Linked DNA regions of Mus musculus: regions 2 and 3 are each linked to region 1. The links are chromatin loops, found by intact Hi-C in ENCODE. Cell type or tissue: heart. All regions are shown on one strand. Region 1 holds the start of Wrnip1 (Werner helicase interacting protein 1). Region 2 holds the start of Gmds (GDP-mannose 4, 6-dehydratase). Region 3 holds the start of Serpinb9 (serine (or cysteine) peptidase inhibitor, clade B, member 9).

The links. Hi-C counts contacts between places; a loop is a spot of excess contacts. Peaks named below come from ENCODE experiments on the same cell type or tissue, not always from the same donor. Only the 100,000 strongest peaks of a DNase experiment are listed, where the experiment ranks them.
Region 2: a loop joins it to region 1, with 2.9 times the contacts of the local background. A loop is called at or near these places in 2 of 42 quality-filtered maps.
Region 3: a loop joins it to region 1, with 2.6 times the contacts of the local background. A loop is called at or near these places in 3 of 42 quality-filtered maps.

The regions. Positions count from the first base shown.
Region 1 is chr13:32,796,050-32,804,049 of GRCm38, reverse strand. Wrnip1 (Werner helicase interacting protein 1) reads right to left here and starts at 2,020. Exons shown (of 7, transcript NM_030215.3): 1 at 1,006-2,020. The coding sequence starts at 1,812. It also overlaps a transcript of Mylk4 not described here. In heart, CTCF peaks have their summits at 1,933, 3,028, 4,720 (motif pointing right) and 6,724 (motif pointing right); DNase peaks (open chromatin) are centred at 1,389 and 2,089; H3K4me3 peaks cover 2,854 bases; H3K27ac peaks cover 2,105 bases.
Region 2 is chr13:32,335,304-32,343,303 of GRCm38, reverse strand. Gmds (GDP-mannose 4, 6-dehydratase) reads left to right here and starts at 4,760. Exons shown (of 11, transcript NM_146041.2): 1 at 4,760-4,922. The coding sequence starts at 4,821. In heart, no CTCF peak of the experiment used is centred here; a DNase peak (open chromatin) is centred at 4,633; H3K4me3 peaks cover 1,882 bases; H3K27ac peaks cover 1,345 bases.
Region 3 is chr13:33,001,676-33,009,675 of GRCm38, reverse strand. It overlaps Serpinb9 (serine (or cysteine) peptidase inhibitor, clade B, member 9), which reads right to left and starts at 5,135. Exons shown (of 7, transcript NM_009256.3): 1 at 4,981-5,135; 2 at 2,966-3,143; 3 at 1,533-1,670; 4 at 791-908. The coding sequence starts at 3,133. It overlaps Gm36181 (a long non-coding RNA gene), which reads left to right and starts at 3,869. Exons shown (of 3, transcript XR_382177.2): 1 at 3,869-4,081; 2 at 6,725-6,821. In heart, CTCF peaks have their summits at 4,753 and 4,955; DNase peaks (open chromatin) are centred at 3,975 and 5,025; H3K4me3 peaks cover 1,029 bases; H3K27ac peaks cover 2,369 bases.

The sequences.
Region 1 (8,000 bases):
AATGGAGTAACTACCATTAAATCTTGGAGGAGTGGGCAAGATGCTAACAGTCAGCACCCTAAGCAATCAGCATGTTATTTTGAGAGCTGGAAGTGTAGCTCAATGGTGGAGTAGAGTGCAAGGGCCTGGGCTTAAAAAAAAAATGTTATCTGGGTACATGTGATTTATGCTTGGCCAGAGAGAACATGAGTACAAGCAGACACAAAAGGAATGATGTATTCCAGCAAATAAAGAGGTGTGGCTGAGAGGAGCTGCAAAGGAAAACAGGATAAGCATCAGGAATGTGCTTGTGAATGAAGCAGTCTGAACCGTAAATTGAGAAGAGCTCTTTATAATCCTGGGCCCTTTCCTGACTGTCCACAGGACGGTCCGGGTATCCTATGAGCAGGACTGTCACTTCACCACATTTTCTCAAGTATTCTTCCAGTGACCTGTTCTCTAAACCCACGGTATTCTAACCAGTCTCCTCTGGCTGTGGCTAAAACAGAACATTGATGCTTTTCTCAAGCAGCAGTTGGTATGGGAAAGTTATGGAAATGCCTGTTGAAAACGAATCACAGAAGAGAGACTTCTATTAGTTCCAAAAACCAGTTAGAATAAGCCAATTAGTGGGAGAGGGGGTCAAGTATAATAGAAAAAATTTAATTAGTTTTCCACAACAAATGGAGCATACAAAATGTTTCTTCCCCAATGTTTGCAGCATGTCCCCTGCCTGGAATTGGGTCACTAAAAATCATGGATATGACCACAAAGATAGCTCAAATCTCTGTCCACATCTCTGCATAAACCAAGAAAATTGGGCATTTTCTTGTGAAAAACGCCCAACAAGGGGTCTGGGGAATCTGGGGAAATGGCATGCTTGCTTGCGTATTACAAACTCCGCTCACGCATCAGGACCGCGCCCCCAGGCCTCCCTCTCCAGAGGAGGGGTCCGGAATCTAAGGACCGCACCCGGCTCAGAATACCTCCGCGGCCCTTGGCAAAAACAGCAAGAGCAGCACTCACCTTACCGCAACCTGGCGGGCCCCACAAGATGAGCGAAGGGATCTCATTGGCCTCCAGTAGCGAGCGGAGCAGAGTCTCCTGCCCTACGGCCCTACTCTGCCCGATGTAGTCCTGCAGCGTGTCTGGACGCATCTTGTCAGCCAGCGGCTTGCCCTCCAGCATCTGTCGGATCTCCTCCGCCGCCAGCGCCCGGGGATGCGCGCGGCCCGCGCTGACTCCGAACGAGGCGTCGGCGGCGTCCGCATCCCAGTGCCCGGGATCGTCCTCACCGTCCACGTCCGCGTCGCCATCGCCGTCCACCCCCGCCTCCTCCTCCTCCTGCGCCTCCGCCTCATCCCAGCTGCGCGGGGATGCGCTGCCTGCGGCGGCTGCAGCCGCTGGTCTCTTCCCCATACCCTTTCTGGCGGGGCTGCTGGAGCGGGCCACCGGGAAGTCCGGGATAAGGCGCGCACCGCTGGGCGTGGGCGGTGCGTCGTAGCTCTCACGGCTCTCGGTCTCGCCGCCGTCATCGCCCTCCTCGCCCTCGCCTTCGCTGCTTTCGGCCGCCGTCGGGGTGGCGGGCTGCTTCAGCGCCGAGCTCTCCGACAGTCGACGCCTCTTGGCGCCGGGTGGCGAGGGCCCCTTGGCCCGCTCCCCAGCGCGGTGAGAGCCGGCCGCTGGCTCCGCGTGCCCCGCAGGGTGCAGCAGCAGGCAGCGGTCCAGGTGCGAATTGATGTGCGCGGCGGGCATCATCTGCTGGCACACTGGGCACTGCACCTGGTGCAACTGCGACAGGAAGGGGTCGTCTTCCGGCCCGCTCACCTCCATGGTGGCAGCTGCCCTCCCTGGCGCCCGTGCGGCTGCACCTGCCCCTGAGAACGCCGATGCCCGCCGCTAGGCCCGGTGCCGCGCGACCCTCGCGCGGGTAGGGAGCAGGACACGCACGGGCCGAGGGAGGGCGCCGCTCATGCCTCACGTCCTGAGCTCCCGCGTCAACTCGCCCTCGGCCCGCAGCTGGCAACGCCTCGCGAGTCGTGTCGGGAAGTGTAGTCCAAAGCGGGCAGAAGACTCCGCAACCCGATGCCCCCAATCGCCGCCGGCAATTTCTCGCATTGAACTTTGGGAAATGTAGTTCTCCGTCACAACAGGCCCTCTCGTCTTCTTCGGTCCCTGGGAAGAGCCTTTCTGTGGCGCTGCTTGGATAGGCGTGGTGCGCGTGCGCATGCCTGCTCAGTACCGGAAACAACCGCCTTCGAGTAAAACCCAAGCGGAGGGAACTTGGGAACCTGGCTTTCCAGGATTTTGGCCTTCTGGGTGCGGAACTAGAAATGCTGTCATCAGGGAGAATATTTGTAATAAAACTAAAACGAAGTGGAAATACCCCAGAAGTGCCTAGGAAGCTGGAGAAAGGGCTTCGACATAAACACACAAGAGCTACACAGGTAGACAAAGTTCAATTCCGAAGGCTGCTCAAGGAAATGCAATAAAAGGGATTCCCTCCCCTGTGCCCCTTAATTTTACTTTAGGACCTGTCGCCCAAAGTACTTGCTTAATAGTTATCTCTAGCTGATATAATAGTCGTAAACTGAAAATCACCGTTGTATCCCAATAACAAAATGATGGCAGGCAGTCCTTAAAGGTATTTCCAGCAGACAGGAGCAGGAAATGAGTACAATAGGCATTTATAAATGTATATTCTCTGGGTGTAGTGCTGTGTACCTTTAATACTAGTACTCAGGAGGCACTGACAGGTGGATCTCAGAGTTTGAGGCCAGCGTGGTCTACATTTTGAGTTCCAAGTCAGCCAGGGCTACATAATACAAAATTGTATTTTTACTTTTGAAAAGCAAATTTAAAAAGTTAGTGTGGTAGTCTACATCCATGTATTACTGCTTATGATTTTATTATGCTTTTCTGTAAGTTACTCCTTGGAAAGATGCAAAAGGAGCTGGAGAGGTGGCTCAGTAGTTAAGAGCACTTGCTGCTATTGTAGGTTCCTCTTTCAGTTTGCAGCACCAGGTCAGAGGATCTGGCTCCTTATTCTGGCCTCTGGGGGCACTACACCTAGGTAATGCACAGTCATACATGCAGGCAAAACATGTAAATATAAATGTAATACATCTTTTAAAATATTTAAATACATATAGGTAGATTGAGAGGAGTGTGACTTGTTAAGTTGCTAAGGCTGGAATTCTCAACCTGTACCTGGGGGCTACCAAAAACATCAAAATTTTATTATAATTGATTATTGCTGATAATCAGAAATTAAATGTGTTAAGGGAAAGCAAAGACTTATGAATCTTGTCAAAATTTGAGTGTGTATTTACTTTACCACCCAACAGTATACAGCAAGTTACAGTAGAAACTTTTTATTTACTGTTTTCCCACTGAAGGTTTAGTTATCTTATGCTATGAAGTAAACTGGCAATAGCTAATGTGACGTGAGTTACAAATTCTGTTACATACCTAAGTGTAGAACTCATCTGTTCCCGTTCTGGCTCCCAAATAGCTGACACAAAGAACTATTAAGTTTAATAACAAGAAGCAAGCCTAAGCTGGACCATTCTGGGCTATTCTAACCCTCTAAGGCTGATAATACCCAGACAAATGCCCTGTTAACATGCCAATCTGGTCTTCCCCTGGCTCACTCTGGTCCATGTGTGTCCTCATGACTGCTCTTTCATATCAACCTCATGGCAAACATTGGTCTTCTTGTCCCTCTCTTCCTTCTCTCTCTACCTGGCTGAGATCAGAAGTCCAGCCTTCCTATCTCCTCTGCTCAGCCACAGGCTGGTCAGCTTGTTATTACCCAATCAGAGATGATTGGGGAGCGTTTTTTTTTAAATATATATATATATATATATATGTAAATATATATATATGTATATGTATATGTATATATGTATATATATGTATATATATATTATGTGAGTACACGGTTGCTCTCTCCAGACACACCAGAAGAGGGCATCAGATCCCATTACAGATGTCTGGGAGCCACCATGTGGTTGCTGGGAATTGAACTCAGGACCTCTGGAAGAGCAGTCAGTGCTCTTAACCACTAAGCCATTTCTCCAGCCTCTGGGAAGTATTCGTTACACAACATGGATACAGGAGATGGTTCAATAATCAAGACAGTGCTAGCATCCATACAGTGACTGGATCTCTGGGCACAGAAATCAGATCTGAACATACAGTGCACATGACCAACCCTCAATGACTAAGATGCAAGAATAGTAGATTCAAAGAGAAACAAGTCGTGGGCTCATAGAGGAAGAAGTGGGGTTTCAGGGATAAAGGAAGGGAATCCAGTCTCTGGGCGCCCCCCTTTTTCTCCTTGCTTCCATTGTCTTGTGATAGAGATTTAAGCCAGGGTCTCGTACATACTATGTGTTCTACTCTATCTTCATCTTAGTCCTTTTGCACATGTCATTTCACACGTATAAATAAGGCAATTCTCCATATTGAGATACATAACTTACTCACAAAGACAAGAATAGAGTTGAGCCCTTTGAATGGCTATATGGTGAAAATGAACTACATTTAATTTCAAGTTATCTGGAACTGAGTGAGTCACACTGTGGCCCTTGGTAAAGCTACTTAACTTCTGACCCCATTTCCAAATATTAAGGAAGAAAATGACCTCAAAGTTCATTGTGAGAACAGAAGAAATAAGACTAGTATAATACCCCTCCCTGCATTTCTTCTCAAACCTTAGCTCTTTGAAGTTCAAGGTTTTCTCCACTAGGTGGTGATGGTACAAAAAATTAAACCATACCAGCAAGGACTTTAAAAAAAAAAAAAAGAAAAAGAAAAGAAAAAGAAAAAGAAAAAGAAAAAGAAAAAGAAAAAAAAAATCACTCCTTAATTTGTATTGCCTAGCCGAACTTAATTTATTTTTAAATCAGCATAAATACAAATACATGTAAACTCGCTCATAAAATTACAAAAAAAAAAATGTTTTCAAACCAAAAGCCTAGAATTGATTTTCTCCTTTAAAGAGGCTCTGATGGTTTCCATCTGTCTTTGAGTGCTTACTTTGAGCTGTGTATACCTCCTCCTCCTCCTCCTCCTCTTCCTCCTCCTCCTCCTCCTCCTTCTCCTCCTCCTCCTCCTCCTCCTCCTCCTCCTCCTTCTCCCTCTTCTTCTCCTGCCTCAGAAGTCAGAGTGGAGAATGTGGGGCCCTTAAAGACTGGAATAGACCGTCTGATTCAGAAGTGAGTATAACCAGAGTGGCATGCTGCTGTTCTTGGATACTGTGAGCGTCCTGGGGATGCTGAACCTCTGGGCATTGTCTTACGCCCTCATTTCAAGTCTAGTTAATTCCACCTGGCAAGCATCTCAGCCATCTTCAGTCACCTTCATCAAAGCTACCCCTATGGTCATCTGCTGCTACTGCTCCATGATTCTCCTGCCCTACCCAAAGCTCAAGTGTCTCGTTCCTGCATTTTCTTGAGTCTATGCCACATTGCTTATTACGTGTATCCCAACATATTGTAGATATTTTCTTGGTACTGCAAGTAGGACTTTCGAACGCTTTTCCTTACCTTTATTGATATAAAAATGCATGGATTTTTAAGAGTTAATTTTTTCATACTTGTGACTTCCTAGTAGTTTTAAGTGCTTTTGTACTGCCAGGGAAGTGTTAGTGAACACCCCCTCCCCTCCAAAAAATAAAAAATATAAATAAAATTTAAAAAAAAAAATGGGCTGGTGAGATGGCTCAGTGGGTAAGAGCACCCGACTGTTCTTCCGAAGGTCCAGAGTTCAAATCCCAGCAACCACATGGTGGCTCACAACCATCCGTAACAAGATCTGACTCCCTCTTCTGGTGTGTCTGAAGACAGCTACAGTGTACTTACATATAATAATAAATAAATCTTTAAAAATAAATAAATAAATAAATAAATAAATAAACAGACAGGAGCCAATTCAGTGCAAATCACAACAGGTCCTTTAATGGAGCTGGCTCAGGCCCCTCAGCCCACTGCTGACACACAGGATGGTTTTGGTGGAGAGCAGCCCTGAATATCTACCCGGGTGAGGCTTTATAGAAAGCAACAAGTGGGAGGTGAGTGTTTCTAGCCTGAGAAGCATCTAACTGGGAAGCAACTATGGTCTTTAACATAATTGGCTGGTGCTGGGAGTCAAACCATAAACTTAACTTTTGTTTCCCTCTGCATTGGTGGTCGTTGGCAGGGGGTGGGCTTGTTGGGAGTTAACCTGGAAACGCTGAGTTGTTGGGGGAGATTAACCTGGAGATGCTTGTCAGTTGGGGGTCAGCCTAGAAACTGGAGCTAGGCTCAGGTTTTGTTGGGAGGTAACTTGGAAACTAATGTTAGGTACCGGCCTGTTAGTTCACCTGAGTTCAAGTTCTCTAAAATGGAGTCTGAACTTAAAAGATTTGGTCTCTCACTTTTAGGTTGACACTGGGAATGCCAGTCCACTGTGTCGTGCACATAAAAGTCAGTGTTGTGGCACCAGATTGGTTGTGTGGTAAAACACAAAGGCCTTCTGTTAAAGATCGACACAGGAAGCCTGTTCAAATGTGTGCAGGCCATTTGTTGAGCTAGGTGCGGTTTATAGGAAGAGAGGAAAAACTGCTTACTAACCAGATGGTTAAGAAGGGGGACCACTCAGAGTTCTTGTGCTCAGGGGTAGACAGTCATGCTTTGTCCCAGGTTTCATGTTTTGCAAACTCCTTTCAGTGAGAAGTGTCTTGTTTTTATGTGAGTCTGTAACAGCAGGGGGCATCAGTTGAGTGAGCAGGTTTCTTCCACACATGTTCAATTAGAAATAGCTCATGTTTTTTTTGCTGGTTCTGGTAGGCTCTAGAGGTAGGTAGGCCCCGCAAAACATCTTCAAAGAGCTTTGTGCTTATTTGCTTTATACATAGTCTTTAGCCAATTTAATTTGTAGCACAGTTAAAAAAAAAATCTGATCTTTTTCTAGCTGGCACAGATCTTACAAACCTGGGGTTTTCCTGAGTAATAAGATGTCTGTGTTATGCAAATATGCAATGCCCAGTGTTCCCTAGGGTTGAAACTTGGAAAAACGCAGTGGAACTTCCTGGTGATGAACACACAGAAGCGAGAGAGGGTGGCATGCCTTTATTTGAGGAAAGGAGGGTATGGAGCGCTATGCCTTGGCCCTGGGCCTTACTGCTAGCAAAGGGATCTCTGGAGCGTTCCCCCAAAACTCGTCTGCTAAAGCCTTGTTTGCCAGCCTGTGGCACTGTCGGGAGATGAAAGAACCTTTATGAGCTGAATCCTAGTGGGAAGTAGGTCATTGGAGAGGCGCCTTTGAAAAGGATATTAGAATCTTAGCAAACCCTTCCCATTTCTTTCTTGCCTTCCTTCCTTCCTTCCTGGCTTCTATGAGGCTGCTTTCTCCCCTTCATTTTCCTACCCTGCTATTTGATTGCCTCACCTCATGCCCAAGACAATGGGATCCACATAAGCTTTTGCCTCTTTAAAGTTGTCTCAAGCACTTAGTTACAGAAAGCTGACTAACACACCGTGGCCTGCAAGGCTTGGGCCCCAGAATCCTGAGTAGCTGCAGGGATGGAATGAAGAAAGGACACTTTACCCTTTCTTAGAAATGGGAACAAAACACCCATGGAAGGAGTTACAGAGACAAAATTTGGAGCTGTGACGAAAGGATGGACCATCTAGTGATTGCCATATGCAGGGATCCATCCCATAATCAGCTTCCAAATGCTGACACCATTGCATACACTAGCAAGATTTCGCTGAAAGGACCCAGATATAGCTCTCTCTTGTGAGACTATGCCGGGGCCTAGCAAACACAGAAGTGGATGATCACAGTCAGCTATTGGATGGGTCACACGGCCCCCAATGGAGGAGCTAGAGAAATTACCCAAGGAGCTAAAGGGAACTGCAACCCTATAGGTGGAACAACAATATGAACTAACCAGTACCCGGGAGCTCTTGTCTTTAGCTGCATATGTATCAAAAGATGGCCTAGTCGGCCATCACTGGAAAGAGAGGCCCATT
Region 2 (8,000 bases), 460 kb after region 1:
ATGCCTCAGCATTAGCTTAAACATGCTTTCCTGGAAGATTCCTGGAAAAGCTATATCCTGGCTGCAGCACCAGAAGACAACAGTATCAGCAACTGCAACAACGGGGTAGACACATTCACCAGCAAGAAGCAAAGGCAGACAGGCAGCACAGAATTTTCCATAGACTTCTTGTGCTTGAGTGACATCATCTACCACAGGGCACTGTCTTCTCTCTTAATCCTTCTTGGAAATGAGCTCTCAAATCTGAGTATCTTATCTGATTCAAATCCTATTAGGTTGGCAAGATTAAACCATGACAGGGATTTAATACAGTATATTTTGTAGTTACAAAATCCTTACAAGAAAACAGATTGTAAGTTTTAAAAATAAGGAAATGTAATTACCATAGTATCTAGTAATTAACTCTGTGAGAAATGATCTCATTTTCATACAATAAGCAATACCTGCATGGTCATAATAGCTTCATTTATAACAACTCCAAATGTGGAGAGATTAATTCAGTAGATGAGTAGTTAGACACACTGTGGTGTGTCCATATGATAGAATGCTACTCTACAATACGAACAAATGAGCTATTGTTGCATTGACTTTTCCTGCGAAGATGTGAATAAATATTTATTCATTTCAGACAAAACATAACAACAGACCAAAATATTATTCCATCCAAGTATGAATTTATTTGAAGTTACTTACAGGAGCACGGGTAAAAGGTTACTTATAGGAACAAGGACAACTTATAGGCAGCTACATTACTGAAGAAAAGCTACCACCCCACTCCCACAGTAATTAATGGCTTAAATATTTTGAGGAAGGTTGGAGACTTAAGTGTCTAGTGTGCTGCCTCATTAGTCCCTTGTGCTTGGACATGTGAGTTTTCCCTCCTCTTTATTAGGGAATATTAGTGGACAATCTTGTCAGGGTCTCTTGCTGACAGAGGACAAAGTTCCACAAAAACTACTAATAAACATAACAACAGGGAACCCTGAGTGAAAAAGCCAACCCCTAAGATTCATTTATAATAAATACTCTGCTAATAATAAATTTTTAGAAATGGAGAGCAGGTGAGTAGCTTAAGAGTTAGAGATAGGGGTGGGAGGAAGAGCTGTGGTCATGAAAGTTTAGCAGAAGGCATTGACTGGGGGATGGAACTGTTTAGTATCTCATATCCCACTGCACACATGCAAAACTGGGTTCTTAGCATCAGAGGGAGACTGGTTCCAGAATACCCTTACATCCCTATTAGTTCCCGCTGAATGTCAAAATTCACAGATGTCCAACTCTTTTGTATAAAGTAGTGCAGTGTCTGCTTAGAACCTATGCACCTCCTCCTGTATCATTTCCATCATTTTTAGATGAGTTATAATGCCTAAAACAACATAAACACTGTGTAAGTAGTTGGCACAATGTGTTATTTAGGGGATAATGAAAGGAGAATTACCCATATATGTTCTTTACAGACACAAGCATTTCATTAGTCAGCAATTTCTAGAGGAACAGAATGGATGTATAAGATAGAAATAATTTTATTAGATAGGCATACGCGATAGGGGCTAGGCAGTCTTACAATGGTCATCTGCATGCTGGATGGGGTGAGAACCTGCTAACTGTTCAGTCCATGAAGCTGGATGCCTCAGTAATTCCCACCTAAGGTGTCAGGCAAAGTAGCACTGCTTTTTCTGTGGAGTTCTTTACATCTGGATGGTGGCTGAAAGGTGCCACACACTATGGGGGAGGGTCTTCTCTATTCAACTGACCTTTCCTGGAAATGCCCTCATAGACCTGCCTAGAAGCAAATCTTTTAGAGTGATTCCAGATCTAATCGAGGTGACAAGATCAATCATCACAGGATCGACCGGCCAGTTGGTTTAAGGAAGACATTCACTGCCAAGCCTGACAACCTGAGTTCAATCCCTGGACCTTACATGGGAGAAGAAAAGAGCTGACCTTGTCCTCTGACCTCTACAGGAGCACCCTGTGTTCCAGGCACTCCCACCCTACACAAAAATAAAAATATGTAATTAAAATAAGACTGACCACCACAAGCGCTGTAGTGCTAACTTCATGGTAAACAATGCAAATTTGGTTGATTGGATGCAAGTTAAAAGGATATAGAGAACAGACTGTATTGATACGATGAGTCAGCTGGGCTGGTAATCATAGGATGTTCAGCAACAGACCCATTCACTCTTTAATCATTAAATATCAATAGTGTTACAGTAAAAAGTGTCAAATGTCTTCTAGGTTACGAAGTCTCCTACAGTTATGAATTACTATGCTACACTAGCACTCTCCCTCTGGCTAATAGAAATCTCATGTTGTCCAGTCCCTATGCTGACTGCACACATTCCCCTAAGGTTACTGGGGAATTACAATGATGCCCACTACCAACTGTCTTCCATGCTTCCAAACCAAACCAACAAGAAAAGTCTTTCCCCTTTGTCTGTAAGGAGATGTATTGTGTCTCTCTATTATTTCATATATTGAAGTGTAAGACTTCATCACCTCAAGACTGAGTCTTTAAAAAAAGGCAATGGGGGGGGGCTATAGTTTAGTTGGTACAGTATTTGTTTAGTATATACAATATCCTTGGTTTGATCCCTGGAACCACATAAGCATGGTGTAGTGGTCCATGCATATAATTTGAGTAAGCAAGAGGTAGGGGCAGGGGGAAAGAAACTTAAAGTCATTCTTGGCTATATAATGAATTGCAGGCCAGCAGCCCTGGGCTACATGAGACCCTGTCTAAAAATAAAACAAAGGAAACCATAAATAAATAAATAAATAAATAACCAAAATCACAAAACAAAAAACTTTATAAAAATAATTAAAACAAAAAGTAATTGGTAATTGGATACCTTTTATTTTTAATTACTTTGTTTACTATTTTTTTCTTTTAAATGTGTGGCCGAGGAGAGCTTGTAGGACTTCATTCTCTCCTCCCAGTATGTGGGTATAGGTATTAGATTCAGGATGGCAAGCGCCTTTACCTACCAGGCCATCTGGCTGGCTGGGAGCTATGGTCTTTAAATGGAAATTAAGGTAATGTGGGGTCATTAGGGTGGTTCCTAATGAAAGGGAGTCACTGTCCTTACAATAGGAAATTGGAACGCAAGCACATGGAGAGGAAGTGTGTCATGACCAGATGCAAGGTGACATCTACAAGCCAGGAGACAGGCCTCAGAGGAAGTCAACCCCGATCTTGAATATCCAGATTCTAGGATGGTAATAAAGGAAATACCGGTTGGATGTTTAAGGGACACAGTTTTTTATTTCTGACAGTTTGCAATATCTTCTTTACTATTTTTGCATTTCCAGGCCCTAAAAAATATTGGTTTTATTTGTTTACTTTTGTACTATTGGGCATCAATCCCATTAGGCAAGTGCTTTACCACCAAGCCATAGCTCAGCACATCCAATACATATTTGATTTTTATGATTTTTTTCTGTTAAATTTTTTACTAGACAGATAAATTCCTAGTATTCATTAGTATGATAGAAGGTGTCAGACCTACAGAACAAATGGGACATATCTCTCCTAAGTATTCATTTTTTTCTATTTATCCTTACATTACAACATATTTACATAAAACTAAATCAATAGTTAAAGATCATCTAGATTTTAGACATTTCTTGCCTTAAGGAATATATTTCCCCAACTTCTAGGTCTCATTTTCCATATAGAATGCGCTAGAGGAAAGGTAAAAATATTAAACCAGACAAGCCTATGTATAAAGTTTGGAATGTTTCCGAGGAGTTTGGGCACTCTGGTTTTGGAACTACAGGTTTGTATCATATCTAGCAGGTTCTATTGGGCCCTGTCCTAGTAGCTCAGTTTGCAAAGGGAAAGACGGTTTGAGGATGTTTATTGGAGAGATAAGCTGGACAGTATGTGTGTACGTGTGTATGTGTGTGTGTTTCTTCCCTACACCCTTGTCCCTATGTCTGAGTCCTTTGTCAGCCTTTCTCAGTCAGTGAATCTGTCAGTGTGCATGCACTAAATAGAAACAAGTTCAAAAGACACTGCAACAACCCCACCTCATGAAATTTGTACAGGTTTTACTGACCTGTGGATTTTTGTCAATTGTTTCCTTATGCAGGATGGGGGCGGGGCCAGAAACTTCCAGCCCTCGAAGTAAATACTGTTCCTTGAACGGAATTACCGGGAACCCCCAAACTAGTCCAAACATTAGCAAACTGCTAATGTTCACAGAAGATTCACAGGTTAGAGTAGCCTTGAAACTCTAGTGCCTTCGAGAAATGTTAAAACTGACCTGCTCACAAAGACAATGAAGCAGATTTCTAGAAATTTAATAAGGTCGATGACTCCAGCCTTGGATACCTAGATTTGGATTTCAGAGCTCTTTCCTACCGAGAAGGTCAGCTCGTCATTCCTCCTGGCATCATGGGGCGATATGAGGATTCCCGGAGACCGAGGCCCATGCAGGCCATATCCTCTACTCTGACCGCAGACTTACATCCTTCCTCTTCCAGGGGCCCGGCGCCCTCAGGCCCCGCCCCCAGAGAGGCGTGGCTCAGCGCGGAGACCCCGGCAGGGGCGGAGCTGTCGGGGGCGCTGCTGACGCGTCGCTGCTTGGGCGAGTGACGCGGCGCCAGCCAGGCCTCAGCCCGGCTCGCGCCGCCCGCCCCGACTAAGCTGGCCCGCCCCTCGCTCCACGCCCGGCCTCCCGCGCGCCCTGTCAGACCGTGGCGGCCGCTGCAGCTCCGTGAAACGACTGGCGCGCGCACCCTGGTCCCTGCCGGCCCGCGGCTCGTTCCACTCCGCCTTCCTCTCGGCCGCACGCTCACCCGCCTGAGGCGACATGGCTCAAGCTCCCGCTAAGTGCCCGAGCTACCCGGGCTCCGGGGATGGCGAGATGGGCAAGCTCAGGAAGGTGGCTCTCATCACTGGCATCACCGGACAGGTGAGTGCGGGGCGGGGACGAGCGGCCTGTAGCCCGGGGGCACGTGGGCCGCCTCCCCGCGCAGGGCCGCTGTGCCACCGGGAACTGCGCTCCACGAGTCCCGGAAGGTGTGAGCGGCTGCGGGATGGGACAGCTTCAGCCCCAGCAGCATGGCTCTCTGATCCTTCTGGGGGTGTGAGCTGGTGGTGCTAAGCAACCGGACCACTCTGCTCCACCTGTCCCCTGGGTGACTGTAGTTTCTTTCCTGGAGCCCAAGTGAGCTCTTGGAAGGAATTTCGTACTTTGTAGATCCTGGTGCAGGGAAGGAAAGGGGCGAGGAATATGTCAGTATGTGGAGTCCCAAAGTGAGACCGACTTTTCTAATTCCAAAGGCATGAACTCCTTGGGTGAGGTAATTAGGCTGTGCTGTCTTGAATGTTGGGACCCCATGGCCTATGCTAGGCATGACTAATTTATGACAGTCATCTCATAGAGGTATGGCAACAGATAAGGCTAACCACTGCCTTGTCAAGTTGTGTAGAGTGAGATTCAGGGGTGTTGAAGTAATGTCCTTGTTACTTGCTGTAGGGCATCTGTTTTCTGTGTATCCCAGGACATCTGATGGTGGTCAATGCTAAAGCGAAGATGGTAAAGATGATAATAAAGCTAATATGGCCCACACCAGCATACTTACCATATCGGAGTTACTTGGTTAATACTGACTAGTTAGCTTCCATACAACAAAGTCCTTATTTCCAGTTTAAGATTGAGGAAAATGAGTTTGAATTACCTGAAGCCCAACAGGTAGGAAGTGTATTGTTGGGGTTGGAAGTGGTCTTAAAGTTCTCTCGTTTTACCAAAGAGCAGATACACAGTTCCCAGACATTAGACTATTTCAGTTACTAGCTACTGATCATTCTTTCAGTTATCATTGCATCTTGTTTAAGGTACTTTCGATAAATAAACGTTTACCAACTAGTAAGATAGAAGAGGTAGGAAAAGGGTCCAGGGTTGAGGATAAAAACGTCAAGTCAGGGACTCCTCAGGGGTGCTCTACCATAGAACTGTGCACCCCCCCCCATGTCACCTCTCTTTTCTAATGCTAGAGATCTTTCAGATGGTTCTCTTTTCCCAAGTTTTCAGACTGGTTCTTAAGCCCAGATGTTAACTGCATTCACATACTCTCTAAAGTAAACTTTCACTTAGTATTATCAAGAAATTGAGTTAGGATGTTGTGTGCCATGTTAGTATGGCGTATAGCAATGTAAGCGGCCAGCATTTTGTATCAGTGCAGCTTAGAAGTGGAATCTCATTAAATAGTTGAAAACTGTTGTTTGGTAGATACTTCATGGGAAGGAAGCCTTGGAAGTGCCCACCACTCCTACCCCCAGCAAGGATTCTCCTGAAGTACTATCAATACTTAAAAATACCACTTCCTGACCAGGAGTTTTGGGTTTCTCATTTCATTTCAGACTCCAAACACCTGCTGTGCTTTCAGGTTTGAAAACTTAGATGCCTTTGAGCTCTGCCCTACTACCCATCACTTCCCTGACACATCACCTCCTTGACACTCCTCTGTATTTTTTTCCTTGCTTGCTTGAGTTGACCAGGTTTGTCAACAGCTTTAAGAAAAGATTTTCTCATTTTCATCCTAGTTCCTCCCACACGGCTTTAGGTAGTGGGCCTTGAAAAATGTTGACTGACTTTCACTACGAACAGAATGCATTTTTAATGTTCATCTGTAGTGTGCAGGCCTTTTGAGGCTGCTCTGGTACAAGCTATGTAATATATATCCTGTCCCTACTAAGATCTTTGAGGAGCTGAAGACAATGCATATGAAAAGGCAGCGCCTGTAGAATAGTATTACTCAAGACTGTAAGGGAAATTACAGTATGAGTGAGTATTCCCTTGTGCTTTTGCCAACTTGACATAAGTTAGGGTTATTTGGGAAGAGAAACCTCAGCTGAGGAAAATGCCTCCATTGGATTGCTTGTAGGCAAGTCTGTAAGGCTTTTTCTTGATTAATAATTGATATGGGTAGGCCCAACTCATAGTGGGACTGATAGGGACTCCTGAGACAGGTGGTCTGGAGATGTATAAGAAAGCAGGCTAAGCATTTCTCCATGGTTTCTGTTGAGTTTTTGTCTCTAGTTCTTGCCCTGACTTCCTTCAGTGATGGGGTATGACCTGAGGACTGTAATATCATCATGGCAGGGAGCATGGCAGTAGGCAGTTCTGGTGCTAGAGAAGTAGCTACATCTTGATCCATAGGCAGAGACAGAGACAGAGACAGAGACAGAGACAGAGGCAAAGAGAGAGAGAGAGAGAGAGAGAGAGAGAGAGAGATATCGTAGTGAAACACTGTCTTCTAGAAGGTTATATGTCTTAATTCTTCTCAAATAGCATCACTCTGTGACTACTAAGCATTCAGATATATAAGCCTACGGGGGCCATTGTAACTCAGACCAACCACCACAGTATCTTACCTGTCCTTGTGATTCTGAGTGGCTTTCTTTGTGTTATAGAGTCTATATATGCCTATCTAATGTGCTCCTGGAGCTGAATGTATTTTAGTATTGAGGAAGGAGTGCTGGGGATAGAGCTTTCTCAGTTTGTTATGGTTCTGGTCCTTGCCTATCCTTTGAAACAGGCTCTTATAAATCTTTTGCTAGACAAAAACCATTACTAGGTGTGTAGGCAAACCAAGATAATTTGGCTGTGATTCCTTGGCAGGAGTCTAATATAAGGAGTGAGGCATACCATTTACCTGTCAGCATTCTGGATGCTTGGTAGGTAATTATTTGGGCCAGGGTTCAGGAGTCATGAACTTTAGTAGAATGATTATGGAAGACTAACATTTTATATAGTTTGTATCACGTGACCCCAGATGGTACCTAATTTTAGAAACTATGTTTGCTGATCTCAAGAAATTTCTTTAAATGACAGTGTTCACTATGCAGTGCAGGCAGACCTGTAATTCACTTTGTAGCCTAGGCTGGCCTCAAATTCATAGCAATCTTCCTGCTTCGGCTACCTGAGTGCTGTGTGTAGTATAAATTTACAATCCTAATAAGCCTGTATAAAAGACACACAATCCAG
Region 3 (8,000 bases), 210 kb before region 1:
AAGATCATACAAGAGGCAAAACTCTAACAAGAAATGTGCAAATAATTGATGAGTCTAAGAAAAGATTCTTATTCTTTACTCTGTGTTAGCAGAAGTAAGAATGTACCTAGTGATAGAGAGGGATCTGAATGGTTCAAATATCAGACAATGATCTCAAAGACTAATGCTGGAACCTGTCATCTCTGGAATAAAAACAAATAAAGTTCAACCCCAAATGGAAAGCTCGTTCAGGTTAATGTAACTGAGCAGCTGGCAGGGTCTTCAATGGAAATCAAGTCTAATTCTGATGAATGTAAGTAACCAATCTAAAGCAGGAACTGTGGAAGCAGAAACAGTAGTCTCCTTCAGAGGTAAAGGTGGTGACAGCTAAGACAACACAGACTGTGAAAGAAGCAGCCCTAGAGCAGGATTAAGGGGAAGGTCTATCCATGAATCTCCTTCTCAGAGATGGCAGAGTCACATGACCTGCGAATGCTGCAAACCACCCATGTCTTCTAAAGTAAGCTGTTAGACTGGAAATCATTTGCGTCAGTCCTCACCTGTGCTAGGTAGATATACCAAAAAACTCTGTGTTTCAAATCTAAGTGTCTGAGTAGAACCTCCATGAATTCCCTGAGCTCTAAATTATACCAGGTGGTCTAGATAGTCAGAATGGCTTTGACTCTGAAATGGCTGTGAGATCAGTCTGTGGTGGGGAGAAGGGAACGAAGAGAAAGGCAGAGAAGGAAAAAGAGAGAGGGTGGATGGAAAGGACAAGAATGTGGTGTGTGAAGTAACTTGAAATTCTGACCTTCAGTTTGTTTGGAGACCCATGTGTTTATGTGTTGCCTGGACACCTCTGCTTCTTCAGCAAAGGAGAGCTGCTCCATCTCTGAGTCATAGAAGTGAAGAGAGGACTCCTTAAAGGTCTTTGGAGAGAAAATATTCAGTAAGGTAACATTACAAAATGACATTTCAGCAAGCTTTCCAACCTACTGAATACTATGGCATTAAAAACCAAAAACTAAACTAAACTGAGTGTAGATATCACACTCAGCGGTTAAGAGCACTGACTGCTCTTCCAGAGGTCCTGAGTTCAATTCCCAGCAACCACATGGTAGCTCACAACCATCTATAATGGGTTCTGATGCCCTCTTCTGGTGTGTCTGAATACATCCACAGTGTATTTATATAAATAAAATAAATAAATCTTAATAAAAAAAAAACCCACAACATCTTTAAGTACTGAAACTTTGCAACTGAGATATGAGTAAATAAAAATTACAAGTAGTCAATTTAAAAATATTTCAAAATATCATTACAGAATTGTGATATTTTGGGAGAACATTTAGGTGAGTCTCATTTTGTAGCCGAAGCTGGCCTAGAACATGTGACCCTCTTGGCCATCTAAATAAAGGTATTATAGATATGTAGCCTCACACTGAGTAGAACTAGACCTGTAATTTTCTCGTATTCTCTAGGGTCCTTCTCATAGGCTCTACAACAACAACTGCCTTGCATTCAACTGCTATTATTCTACTAATACAACTTACTTGGAGGACTTCACAAGTTTTGTCTGCAAAGAGCCTGTTGGCCACTCTAAGAGAGTACTTTCTGTCTGGCTTGTTCAGCTTCCTGAGAAGCAACTGGAAACCCTGATGGATGCCTTCCTCTTTATTCAAACCAAGTGCCTGGGAAGGAAAAGATGAAACATTCTGAGTTCAGTAATAAAACAATTTGTTTCCAAAGGAATTGTCAAGGTGATGAGATGACTCAGAAAGTAAAGTACATGAGCATCTGAGTTGGAGTCTCAATAAGCATAGAAGATGGGCCCAGTGGTGCATGGGGGTCATCCCAGCACTGGGAGGAGCCTGATGAGAGAGAGTAAGACAACCAGAACTGACTCCTCCCACCCCCAACAAGAGGTATATACAAGGGCATGTACACACACACACACACACACACACACACACACACACACACGCTATACATGAGCATACATGTTATATACATACATAAGATCTGTATATGAGTTGATTAGTGAACCTGAACCTAGAAAAGACCATGAGGACCAATTAGGGAGAAGCCTCTCTACACATGCATGGCCTCGTGGACTATGTTTGGAGATGACGAGACCGAGCACTTACACCCGAAAGGATCTTCATGAGAAAGAAAGTCCTGGCAGACCACAGAGCAACAGTGATGACTTCCCACTGTGAAGCTGAATGCTGACAATTTGTTTCTGTTTTTGTTTGTTTGTTTGCTTGCTTGCTTTTTTTCTCAGACAAATGGCTCCTGCCTGTTCAGGAACGCTGTGAGGTCAGGAACCCATTCCTAATTTGGAATGCTCTCAGGATGCTTGTCAAAAAGTAATGAACCCAATGTCCAGTTAGGACATGGACTAGCTCCACACATTTGCCCCCTTCAGTATTTTAGCTGAAGCAAGGCATATTAGACAAAATAAAGAGAAGGAATTATCTTTCCTTGCAAACAATTAATTACAAAGACTGTTGCTCTAAAAAATAAAATAGATCCCAGCAAACTCTCTTTCAAATAATTTAAACATCTTTTTATTTTCTCAAATTGCAGTACTTGAGACTGTACCTAAGTTATAACCCTAAGACCTTCCCTCCATCTTTTTTTTTTAACGTCTTAATTTTTCTAGAACTAATTTGCCCAGGGTAGTCTCAGACTTGGTATCTTCATATCTCAGTCTCCTTAGTAGCTGTAATTAAAGGCCTGTAACACCAAGTATAGTATAAAATTATTCATGCACCACTGTTAATTAGATTCTAGACAATGTACTGAGAGTCACCCCAAGTTATGACTCAGGAAATCTCATTGCCCTTAAAGAAGTCTTATTGGAGGAGACTCTGTCCTTCCTCTTTAGCCCCTGCCCCATGAAACAGTGTGTGCACATTCCTTCTGTCCCTTCTCAGCAGTTCTTATGCATGTGACTCGGGTGTGACTATGACAGAGAACATACCTGAGATATCTGGACTGCCGTCTGTCCCTTTGCACCCAAGAGAACCATAGCTAGAGCAGAGGAGATGCTCGCAGGAGAATAACATACATTTTTGGAAGGGTTGCTTTGACATAGCATCTTCAAAAGATGGATGGCAAAGGTGCCATTTCCTTCAGACAGAGTATTCATGATGCAGAGTCTGGAGGGAAAGGAGATATAAAAATCAACGTAGAGCTGAAGGTTCATTGTTCTCAGGCAGGGAAATCTGGGACTCTGTTTCTGGTTGTCATTTCAAAGGTCATAGGTACCTTAAATTAGATTTCAAAAATTCATTCTAGATTACAGTCCTTCCAATTTTAAGGTTATTAGCTAAGTGTGGTCATTGCAGCAAACCAAACTAGCTTCTTCTCATCTGCACAGGGAGAACGCAAGATCATCAGGAGCACAAACACAAAACACAGCAGAGAGAGGTGGTATTCAGCCTTCTCCCATACAGACCAACGCCTCTCTTCTGAAGACAATAGAGTTTGAAGAAGGAAGAAGAGGAAACGAAGAAGAAAACAACCAGGAACATTGGGTCCTCTTGCCTGACTCAGCAACTCTGTATCCTGGACGCTGCCTGTGAAGACTCCTGTGTTACCCATGAAGAATTAGACAGTATCCTCCCCACTTTCGAGATGCTACAGAAAAGACACTGAGATGCTAAATGAGACCCAAAGACAAGCTAGCATTATTACTGTGTTGTGTATTGGGGAGCATTCCCCTGCAGTAGCTGCTCAGAGGACCTTGCATCAGCTGCAGGCACCCTGGCTGCTTTTCTACTGATTATGACTCATCTTCCAGATGGATGGACAGCTTGGCCCAGACTAAGTGACTGCTCCTGACACTTTAACCCAGTTCTGAGTCCCTGTGCATCCCATGGCTGTGCTCTCACTGTTCCAGGGTTCACCTTTGAACCCTCACATATGTTCAGAGTGCTTCCTACTGAGTTAACATGCAGATCACATAGCCTAGGGAGCATCAGAACACTCAAACCACACTTCTTCCCATTCCTCAGACAGAGGGACACAGCAACCTGAGAGTGTACTCGGATCCTCTGGCTCCTCCCCTTATGACTTCCAGGGCTCTGGAGGAAAGGTGGGGCTGCTTTATTTCAAAGACTTACTCTCTGGCTAGTCCTCTCATCTAACCCAGCTTGCCCCCTTCTCCTGCATTCCTGCCCTTATGTCACTTTAAAGTTGCTTCTGAGTCCTTGAAGTGCAGTTTATTTCACCTAGAACATTCCCTACCCCATCCCTGTCACTGAGTTCAAACTACTCCCCTTTCCCAACTTCATTGGAACAGGACAGCCTCAGGGCCTCTGCTCTCCTTCCCTAGTGCAGCTTCCCCACCCCAGGTCTGCTCTTAAGTGTCACCTTTCTCTTAAGTGTCACCTTTCTCTTACTGATTGCTGTCCTTTCTACTCCATATTCTGGAGCTCTCTGAAGGTAAGGGGGATGTCTGGCACTCTAATAGTAAGCATACTCAAATAAAGGGGTATTTGATTTCTCAGATAAAGTTATCAAAGATATGATCACTGTCAGCATGGAGTGAATTATTTTATAAATGAGAATGAGCAGTGCTCAAATTTGTACCAGAGACCCCAGATGTTTAAAGGGTCCGGAAGTAAGAGAGGGATTACTTTGCAAGATCCACAGGGAGAAGACAGAGGCTTTCAAATTGCCTAGGTGGTAAGGACTGATAGAAAGCATAAAAAGATACCAGTGGAGAGGCCGCCAATATCCTGCAGTCCCCAGGCCTGGCTCAGGAGGAGCCAACACAGCTTAGAAACCAGCCCTAAGATCTGCATCTCTGCCATTGGCCAGCTGGAGATCCTAAAGGAGTCACCATTTAAAAAGCTCATCAGACATTACCTCCCAGCTGTCTCTTTCCCTAACTAAGCAGTCTTGTTTTCCCTCCTGGACTCAGCCTATGCCTTGTAAACATGACCTCTGCGGGTCCCACAGCGCCACCCCGAGCCAGATGCCCGCACCTACCACAGTTGCGGCTTCTCAATCCAGCGTTTGCAGCCTTGATGCTCCCAGTAGGCTTTCAGAGCTGCCTGTACAAGGCAGGGACTTCTGGTTTTGTGCTCCTGCTCAGGGGCGGGGAGACAGGCTGCTTCTGGCTCTGGCGACCACAGCAGGAAGAGGATGAGTGGGGGTTGGGAAAAAACTGGGTCCTTAGAGAAAGTGAAAGTAGCAGGAGTTTTCGCTGTGCACCAAGGGAGAATGTCAGGGATTTTAATAAAACTCTGGGCCTGCGGGGTGGCAAGTGGTAGATGTGAAGGGTGCCCCGTGTCTAAATCCATTTCCACACACCCAGCCTCCTCTCCTGGCAAACACTAACCCATTTTCTGGCTTTTTTAACCAGTCATGAGCACTTTGTTTAAACAGAGTATGCAATCATGTGTGTGGTCTTTTGCTAAACAGATGTTTCTGAGGCTCAGCCTTAAGTGTTCAAGGTGGCAGTGACCGGGGCACAGGCGACAGGCTTGCCACACGATGTGAGCTGTGGGCATTGGAATATGTTTAAAAAAAAAAAAAAAAAAAAAAAACTCAACTCAAGTGAAACCACCATTCTTGACTTTGCCAGAGAAAGAAATTTCTGAAAGAGATCGTATGAGATGGAGTTGGATTTATTGAGAAGCAAACACAAATATATTTTTAAAAAGTAATACAGAAAGGGAAGAAAAGTAGGAAAAGAGAGAATGAGACACACCTAAGCATGCAGGGCTCTCAAGACGAGCATGGCTGCAGTGACTCAGCAGTAGCCTCATGTGTGGCTTTGGTGGCTCTCAGATGCTACATCTTACAAAGTTGCTGAGAAAACCTCATTCTCCTTTGTAGTTAATAGAGATTCAGTATTTCTTTGTTCAGTTATTTAAGGACAAGCTTTTAAAATGACAAAGAATGAAACTATACGAGGCCAAACGCATAAGTAGAACTTCAACATAGGAAGCCTTGGTGGGAAACAGGAAAGAACATTAGGAAGACTTCTCAGACACAGGAGAGGCTCACCCTGTCTATAGGATGAGTCACCCATTTTGCTAACCTTGAGAGTCCATTCAATTTTAAACCCTGTGGTATACTCAATCTAGAAAGCTTTCTTTCCCACGTGTTCTCCTTGTGGCTCATGGCTTTTCTCCAATCTCTTCTTCCCTGAAGCTTGCTGTGTTGCTTTTTGGCTTCTCCAAGGTGCTCATCCTCTCAGCTCCATTTTCCACAAGAATCTCCTCACACCACTCTCCTCTAACCCCTGACCCAGCAGGAAGTGACAGCAGCTGCAGGACCTTTAGCTCCTGGCTTTCTTGATCATCTTGCTTGAGGCAAGGTTTGGCTTCCTTACCTGCAACATCTGCTTCCTCACCCTCTGTCCTCCACCAGCAGGAGGAGATCCAACCTCCTGTCCCTTTAGGTTACCGTATTTTCTCTCCTTTGATCAACAGCCAGTCTGACCACCTCCTGTCTTAACTTTTGTTCTTGGGGTCACTTTCCCCCTGATCCCACGTCACTGAAGCAGCTGGCCCACTGCTATCTTCCTCTTTGTCCTTGTATCTTTTTTTTTTTTTAATTAGGTATTTTCCTCATTTACGCAGTATCTCCTTTCTGTTCTGCTTCTCCTTCCTCACCCCAGCTCCATCTCATTCAACAATGAACCAACTTATTTTTTTATTCTTGGCTAGAATGTTCTAGCCTTTTATCTACTCACTCACCCCCCAATTTGGTTTTCTGGATGTAGTCTATTACTACATGGACCTGCCCTTGAAAACAGCACCCACTCTACAGAGCACAGGTCCCACAGCAATACGCTTCTCCATGGACTTCGTCTCCCTTAAGTAAGTTATTGTGATCATTCTCAGTGCACTTCCTGCTTGATGGCATGGACTCTCATTCTTCTCTCACTTGGAGAATTTTATGGAGTCAAAATTTTCCATATTTTTGCTGCTTGGGGCTTCTATCCCAGAGAGCTACAACAGCAACCCCCTATGCCTAAGTTCCCTTCCTTGTGTTTCCTAAATAAATATGACTTTATGGGTACCTTGCATAGGAATTATAGTCAGGCACGATAAAGCATGGGTTAGAAGGCTGCCAAGGCATCTCTTGGACTATAAATAGGTTTTCTTCTAAGAGTCCTAGGAATTTGCATGCTCACATCTGGAAAAGGAGAATGACTCTGTATGCTTAGGCTGTAAGCATGATTGCTGTTTTACTCTTCTTCATTGAAATATCCATGCAGAGAATGAGTATTGTGTGCATGTCAGCAACCGTCACAGAACCTGTTAACTGGGCTGGCAAGAGTCTTAATCAGACCCGGGAATGTAGGACTTCATTCCTTTCCTGAATCTGCTTAACTATTTTGTTCTTTCCTTAGTATCTCAAGACAATATTTGTCAGACATTTGTTTCTTTGTCTGGTTAAAGATATTATCTAAATTAAGTTTGTATTCAATCAGTCAGCGTTAGATTGTTTCTATCTTTTATCTGGTATTAATTTTACTATGAATGTCTATGTATAAATTTGTGTATAGATATATGCTCTCTTGGCGTTACCTAGGGTATAGCCCAAGGAATTTCTGGGTCTTATGACAACTCTACATTTCATACTCTGAAGAACTAACTACCTACCTAATGCTTTTGAGGTCTTCTGTGTATTATATGCCCCACCAACAGGCTATAAGTTTCAGTTTCTTCCCGTGCATGTTTTTTCTTTTCTTATTTTAGCCAATCGGTGTGATAAGGTTACTCATTTACGGTTTTGAGTTTTCCCTGATGAGTAATGATGTCAATCATAAGCTCATGTGCTCACTGAACCTTTAAAAACCTTTCTATAAGACTGCCTACTCACATTACTTCCCATTTTTCTTGAGGCATCATCATCTTCATCTTCGTCATCATCATATTGCAAATGAATTGCATGACACCAATTTCTTTTTTTTTTTTAGATTTATGTATTTATTTTAATAAGTACACTGTAGCTGTCTAAAGACACACCAGAAGAGGGCATAGGAGAAGAAG